Linked DNA regions of Homo sapiens: region 2 is linked to region 1. The links are chromatin contacts, found by Hi-C in ENCODE. All regions are on one chromosome and are shown on one strand. Each heading gives the region's core, a stretch centred on a gene start or an enhancer-like site at or near the end of the contact. The rest is flanking DNA. Distances are from core to core; before and after follow the strand shown. Region 1 holds the start of PROSER3 (proline and serine rich 3). Region 2 holds the start of COX7A1 (cytochrome c oxidase subunit 7A1).

Evidence for each region. Hi-C counts contacts between places; a loop is a spot of excess contacts on that map. Pooled maps may share reads with other maps.
Region 2: a map of heart left ventricle shows a loop between it and region 1 (4-fold over the local background). The contact joins the promoter of COX7A1 here to the promoter of PROSER3 in region 1. A Hi-C loop is called at or near these places in 6 of 168 maps with a recorded cell type or tissue (CD14-positive monocyte, aorta, ascending aorta and 3 more), 4 of 37 single-sample maps with no recorded cell type and 18 of 50 pooled maps.

What each region holds. Positions count from the first base shown.
Region 1 is chr19:35,756,438-35,760,001 of GRCh38, reverse strand. PROSER3 (proline and serine rich 3) reads right to left here and starts at 1,826. Exons shown (of 11, transcript NM_001367856.1): 1 at 1,776-1,826; 2 at 532-628; 3 at 11-213. The coding sequence starts at 1,786. It overlaps HSPB6 (heat shock protein family B (small) member 6), which reads left to right and starts at 2,973. Exons shown (of 3, transcript NM_144617.3): 1 at 2,973-3,191. The coding sequence starts at 2,994. RefSeq lists enhancers at 1,482-1,541, 1,582-1,821, 2,150-2,721.
Region 2 is chr19:36,150,692-36,154,255 of GRCh38, reverse strand. It overlaps COX7A1 (cytochrome c oxidase subunit 7A1), which reads left to right and starts at 1,809. Exons shown (of 4, transcript NM_001864.4): 1 at 1,809-1,863; 2 at 2,501-2,587; 3 at 2,710-2,794; 4 at 3,222-3,334. The coding sequence starts at 1,849. The coding sequence ends at 3,274.

The sequences.
Region 1 (3,564 bases), core at 577-3,076:
TGGTACTTACTTGGCCACCACGGAGTCCCCGCTGTCAATCAGGGTGGGTGCTGGGGAGGCCCACATCTGTCCCTCAGTGGTGCTGGGCAGGGAGGGGGTCCCTGAACTGGATGGCCAGGACTCCTCAAACAGCTCAGGGGAGTTGGGACCTGTGGCTAGAGCCTTGGGAGCTTGTGGGAGCCTGGATCTCTGAGACCTGGATGGGCTCAGGGTCTAAGATCAGGGAAGAGCACAAGAAGAAAAAGTGTGAGGTCTCATGGGTCATCCCTGCAGGGGAACCAGGACACACACAAAGTCTCAGTCCAGAGGGGAGGAAACACATCCTGTAATGATAACAACCTAGTGTGATGGGGGCTCAGATGGGGAATCCAGGTGGTAGAGAGGGGGACAAGGGCAGGGCCGTGGGGAGGGGACAAGGGGCTGTCTCTTAAATCTCTCATCCCTATCTCTCATCACATGTCTTCCTACCCTCTAAAGGTCATTCTCTTGCTACTGGGCTGGCACTCAGCACTCTTTGAGGGGTGTCCTCACCTTGGGACACCAGGTCTGGCTCTGGGATGGCCAGTAGTGGCTTCGACCCAGGGGCGCATCTCCAAAGGGACTATCTTGAATGGAGAAAACTGGCAGGCTGCAAGAGGAAAGTGGGGTTCAGGCAGCACGTGGTTTCGCCGCAGCCCTGGGGAGGGGGACATTAGAGGAGGGCAGAACCAGACAATTCCCATAGATTCCTGGAGGAGACGGACTGTCATTTCCATGAAGCACCGTTGCACATTCAGGATATCGACAGTGGAAGGGTGAGTCCTGGGAGCCCGCCCCTGGAGCAGTCTTAACAGGGAGCAACTCAGGAACTGACAGCCGGTGGTTCTCAACCCTGGATCCAGTCTAGGAGGGGCTTTTCAACGTTACAGGCGCGCGGTTCCCATTCCAGACCAACAGAATCAGAATATCTATTAGTGGGGCTGGGCCTCCGTGTCTTTTCCGCAGCGTCCCAGGTGATTGCGAAGTGGAGTTCAGGTTAAGAATCGCGGCTCGCCGGGCGTGGTGGCTCACGCCTGTAATCCCAGCACTTTGGGATTACACCGAGGCGGGTGGATCACTTGAGGTCAGGTGTTCGAGACCAGCCTTACTAACATGGCGAAACCCCGTCTCTACTAAAAATATAAAAAATTAGCCAGGCGCGGTGGCAGGTGCCTGTAGTCCCAGCTACCTGGGAGGCTGAGGCATGAGAATTGCTTTAACCCGGGGGCAGAGGTTGCAGTAGCCAAGATTGTGCCACTGCACTCCAGTCTGGGCCAACAGAGCGAGAGACTCTGTCTTAAAAAAAAAGAAAGAAAGAAAGAACCGCGGCTGGATTATATCACCGAGCATTTCCCATACATTCCTGGGGGACACGAAGGCAAAGGGTAGATGGACTACAAGCCCCAGGATCCACTGGGCTCCGCCTCCGCGAGAAAGTTCAAAGACAACGCCCAGGCGTGTCTGGGGGCCATTTCAAAATGAAGAAATTCAGATCTCAAGCCTTTCTTGGACACCTTTAGAGGCAATAATTCCTTGGGGCCCACTCAGAGAGGAACATAAGACTCTTAGGGGACCCCCGGGATGCTAACGGCTACGGCTGGAGAGGCCAACGGCTGTGGAGCATGTTGGGAATTGTAGTTCCAGTGCGGTGGAGCCCTAGCGACTCCAGACCGTATCCAGCCCGTCCTAGGCTGTGCTGCTCTCGCCGTTGGTCCTCCCCAGCCTCCTGTAGTCCCTGGAAGAGCGATCGGCCTCACCTGCGGTCCATCCCGCGGCTCCCTCCGCGCTTCCGGCCGCTCTGCTCCTTCACCCAACAGGCCCCGCGCGCATCTCCGTCGCTTAGCAACGCCCTATCAGCCCCGCCCCTCTCTGTGCCCGCGCCGGAGGCGAGCGGCCTCCAAGGCGACCAATGAAAGAGAGGAAACAGAAGTACCCGGAGGGAGGTGTTTCAGGATTGGCTGGGACGACTGCCTGCCCGACAGGGCGTGTTTGATTGGAGAACCTGCCGAGTGTAGCAGTAATTGGCAAGACCGTGCACCAATGGGAAGGATCTGAGGCTGGGCTTGCGGTTAGGAGGTGATCTAAAGTACCCTCGCTTAAAAGTCCCGCTTTTTAAGCGCCTTCTTGCTGCAGAAGTCCTGTCCCGACCCCGGTCTAACTACCATTCTTTCTGTTGCAGGGGCAGTGGGGCGGGTTGGGGGGGGGGCGCGCTCTGCCCTCTCTCTAACCGCTATTCCTCCATCAGTTGGGCCAATCAGTCCGTCCCAACGGTCATCTAACTTCTTTCTTGCTGCAGGAGCAGCTGGTTGCATCAGTTGCCAGGTCTGGGCTCCTGGCCGAGGTAGCGGGATCAAAATGAGCTATTTCCAGCCCCAGCGCGCGGCCCCCGGGGGGCCAGCCTGAACTGTTCATGCTCGCGCCCCCTGGCCTCTGCGCACCAGAGGCTGAGTCAGAGGCACAGAATTAGGCCCGGCCTGCCGGGGGACTGGGCCCAAGGTCTGGCTGAGGATAAGGGTAGGGAGGGCCTGTTCTATGTCCTCCTGACATCCTGGCGGGGCTACCGCATTCTCCAGGAATCTGCTCCTAAAGACCTCCATCTGCGTCATCCTCAGAGCTGCCAGGGGGGAGGCAGTGGATTAAAGGGACTGGAAACTCTTCCGTGGGCCTCTTGGGTCCTGGGCCCCAATCACCACGCTGTGCTCCCCACACCCGCAAGGCTCCCCCTCCTCAGCCTTAGTTTCCTCTTCTGGAAATTGGGGAATCTTCATGTCACCTTCTTGACAGCATTTGCCAGGCATCCAGCAGGCGCTTAATAAATGGCCAAGTCATTGTTTGGGTTTCTAAATAAGGCTCTCCTAATGGCCGGGTCTGGCCACGGTCCCAGTGTCCCTGGGCAGCCCTCCGAGGGGCCGGCACAGGGCGCACTATAAATGAGCGGCTGCGCACGCAGGGGCACTGCAACGCGGAGGAGCAGGATGGAGATCCCTGTGCCTGTGCAGCCGTCTTGGCTGCGCCGCGCCTCGGCCCCGTTGCCCGGACTTTCGGCGCCCGGACGCCTCTTTGACCAGCGCTTCGGCGAGGGGCTGCTGGAGGCCGAGCTGGCTGCGCTCTGCCCCACCACGCTCGCCCCCTACTACCTGCGCGCACCCAGCGTGGCGCTGCCCGTCGCCCAGGTGCCAGGCCTGGGGAGGGGTGAACTCGACCACTTCCATTGCCAGGGGTCTGGGGCAGCCTGGGGTGGGAACATGTGAGAGAATGTTCGTTGGCCTTGGGCGGGGTGGAGAGTCCGCAGCTCCGAAGGGCTTCCGGAGTCAATGGGAATCTGAGGCCCGCACACTGCAGCGGGTGGGAGGTCCCCGTCGCTCTTAGGTGGGGGGCGGGGTGGGGGGCTCTCAGCTCTCCAGAGAATGGAAGGCCTGGGTCACTCTAAGGGGAGTCTTGCTTACTCTGAAGGAGGCTGGTGATCCGGGAAATCTGGGGAAAAGGAGGCGGGCAGTGACTCCTGAGGGGAAGGAATGTTCTTAGTCTCGGGGAAGAGTTGAGAGA
Region 2 (3,564 bases), core at 560-3,059, 390 kb before region 1:
TTTCTGAGACAGAATCTCGTTCTGTCACCCAAGCTGGAGTGCAGTGGTGCAATCTTGGCTCACTGCAGCCTCCGTGCCTCTTGGGTTCAAACGATTTTTGTGCCTCAGCCTCACAAGCAGCTGGGATTGTAGGCGCCCATGACCACACCTGGTTAATTTTAGTATTTTTAGTAGAGACAGGGTTTTGTCATGTTGACCAGGCTGGTCTCAAACTCCCAGCCTCAAGTGATCCACCTGCCTTGGCCTCCCAAAGTGCCGGGATTACAGGTGTGAGCCACCACGCCCAGCCCTACTTGTGGCTCTTAAATGGAAAAACCTAACATTAAATTTACAAGCATAGTTTGAAAGTGTTAGGGGAATTTAATAATCATAAAAGCCCTCTTTAAAAGAGACCGTGGCTGGAAGCGGTGGCTCAGGCCTGTAATTCCAGCACTTTGGAAGGCCAAAGTGGGCGGATCACCTGAGGTTGGGAGCTTGAGACCAGCCTGGCCAACATGGTGTAACCCCATCTCTACTAAAAAATACAAAAATGAGCTGGGTGTGGTGGCGGGTGCCTGTAATCCCAGCTGCTCAGGAGGCTGAGGTACAAGAATTGCCTAAACCCAGGAGGCAGAAGGTTTCAGTGAGCCGAGATCACACCACTGCACTCCAACGTGTACAACAGAGCAAGACTCTGTCTAAAAATATAAATTAAATAAATAAATAAAAGAGATTGTTAAAACCTTTTACAAGCTGGGTATAGTGGCTCATGCCTCTAATTCTAGCACTTTGGGTGATAGAGGTAGGAACATTACTTGGAGGAGTTGGAGACCACCCTGGGCAACATAGCAAGACACTGCCTCAAAAACAAACAAACAAACATTGTCTGCTGGCTGGGTGCGTGGCTCACGATGAGGCCGGCAAATTTCTTGAGCTCAGGAGTTCGACACCAGCCTGGGCAACATGGTGAAACCCAGCCTCTACAAAAAATACGAAAATTAGTTCGAGCATGGTGGTGGGCGCCTGTAGTCCCAGCCACTCAGGAGGCTGAGGCAGGAGGATCGCTGAACCCAGGAGGTCGAGGCTGCAGTGAGCTATGACCGCACCACTGCACTCCAGCCTGTGCAACAGAGCAAAACCCTGTCTAAAAAAAAAAGAAAAAAAAGAAAAGAAAAAGAAAACCTTGTAGACTAGGCCAGGATCTTTCCTGGTTGCTAAAACCATTAGGACAACTGTGCTGCACCCCGTTGACTGCCAGAATTAGAGAGCTATAAATAGATATGATGTGTTTCTTAGGGTAACATAAAATACCGTTTTACTCCCAAAGACTTTAGCTTGTGTTTCCTAAAAACAAGGTCATTTAATGTCTCAACAAATCTCTGAGAAAGATCCTGCCTTAGCCCTCACGTTACAGATACGGAAACAGGCTCGGAGGTGCAATCTCTGGCTGTGTAGACAGAACAGGGAGTTGGAACACGGCCTTATGCGTTTCCTCACTCTCACATACCAGCGGGCAGGGAGAGATCCGGGGAGGAGTTGCACTTGCCCCCGGCGGAAATCTCCAAAAATCTGCAAAAATGTATTCCCTGGTACCGCTTTGGGCTCCGGTGGGACCAAGCGAAATTCCGAGACCGAAACGGATGCGCGCTGCGGCCCAGGGTGCGGGTCTGGACCGCCTCCTCCGTGGTGGACGAATCCGAGGAGCAGGACTCCCCGCAACCCAGCCCCAGCCCCAGCCCCAGCCCCGCCGCGTCCCCAGCTGTCACGCTGCGCGCAGCGGGTGGGGCCTGGGGTTCCTGGACAGAGGAGGACTACGCGTGTCCTTGGGCGGAGAAGGGAGGTGACTCCGGCGGAAGAGGACAAGGCAGAATGCAGGCCCTTCGGGTGAGGCCCCCATGGGCTGGGCCGGAGCCCCCCACCCAGAAAACCCCGCCCTAATACGCGACTCTCCAAGTGCCCCCGCATCTAGGGCCTTGGAACGTGAGCCACCTTCAGGGCCTGGGACTCCCCGCTAAACAGCCTGGGTCCCTTCCCCCACAATCCACTCTTCGGAGACAACTGGGGACCCCCACCCCGGCCCAAAGCCCCGGGTTTGAACTTGACATCTCGGGAACCCTTAACACTGGCCTCACCCGGGCCTTCTCAGGCAGCCTGGACGCTCCCGGGGACCTCCATTCCGGTCCCCACGTTCCCGGGACCTGGTTTCCTCCCTTTAATCCAGGAAACCCTCCCCCAACAAAAATCTCAGGACTTAGGCCCCCCAGAACAAAGTCCTTCTGGGTCCTCTCCCTTCCAGGACCCTCTAGGCAGCCCGGTCACCCCCAGGCCAGACTCCAGGGCGAGTCCCCTCCCAACCCAGCTGGCAGTTCGCGGGTAACAGAATCCAAGCTATTACCCTCCTCGCCTTTGGGACGCTCGCTAGGGATGGGGCTGTCCCCACGTCCAGGCCTCAGAGAGCGGGGTCCCACTTCAGGACACCCCTCCAGGTGCCTCCAATACCCGCCCACCTCCCACCCCGCAGGTGTCCCAGGCGCTGATCCGCTCCTTCAGCTCCACCGCCCGGAACCGCTTTCAGAACCGAGTGCGCGAGAAACAGAAGCTCTTCCAGGTGGGGGGTCGGGGGGGGTGGGGATCCGACGCGCCAGCCGGGAGCGCGCCGAGCCGGGGCAGGCGGGGCGCGCTCTAAGGAGCAGCCAGCACCCCTTTCTCATCAGACACCCCCACATCCAGGAGGACAATGACATCCCGTTGTACCTGAAGGGCGGCATCGTTGACAACATCCTGTACCGAGTGACAATGACGCTGTGTCTGGGCGGTGAGCGCAGGGCCCGTCTGGGCTGCGGGGGAGGCGGGGCTGGACCCAGAGTAAGAGGTGGCTGGTTTCTGGGCAGGACTGACCAGGATCTGGGTTGGGGGTTGGCGTTTAGGAAGGGGGTCGAGTACTGAGCTGGAGTCAGGCCTGCAGGGAGGGGAGTAACTAGGGTTTGGGCTCTTGTCCCAGGACGGGGGCTGGGTTAGTGGTGGGGCTGAGGCCCAGGGAGGAGTCGGGGAGAAAGCTCCCAGCCCGGTCTAGATCAAAGCCAGGGGGCTTTACAATAGGAGTCCAATCTGGGAAGGGAGCTGGAGTCCGAACTAGAGCTGGGGTCCAGGCTGGGAACCAGGGAGCCTGAAGGCCTTAAAAGCCTGGGATGTCCAGGGAGGGGATTAGGTCTCATTCTGTCTCCAACGCTTCCCCTTTCTAGGCACTGTCTACAGCTTGTACTCCCTTGGCTGGGCCTCCTTCCCCAGGAATTAAGACCAAGAAGCCTGGGGGGCCTGAGAGACTTGAACAAGTGTCAATAAACGCTGGCCTCTGTGTGTGTCTGTGTTTGTGTCCACCCCTCCCCACCAAGCCCATCCTCCCACCAGCCAGGGATCTCTGCCCTGTGGACTGCCCACTGCCCCCAGCCCTCGGTGCCTCATGCTGGACCAGGGATACTCCTAGGATGTTGCTACCTCTCAGCCCTCTGCTGAGTACCCCAAACAGCACCCATAGGCTCCCCCTCGGGACCCGGGGACGTGGGGTGGTGTCCTCAAGTGGGAAGG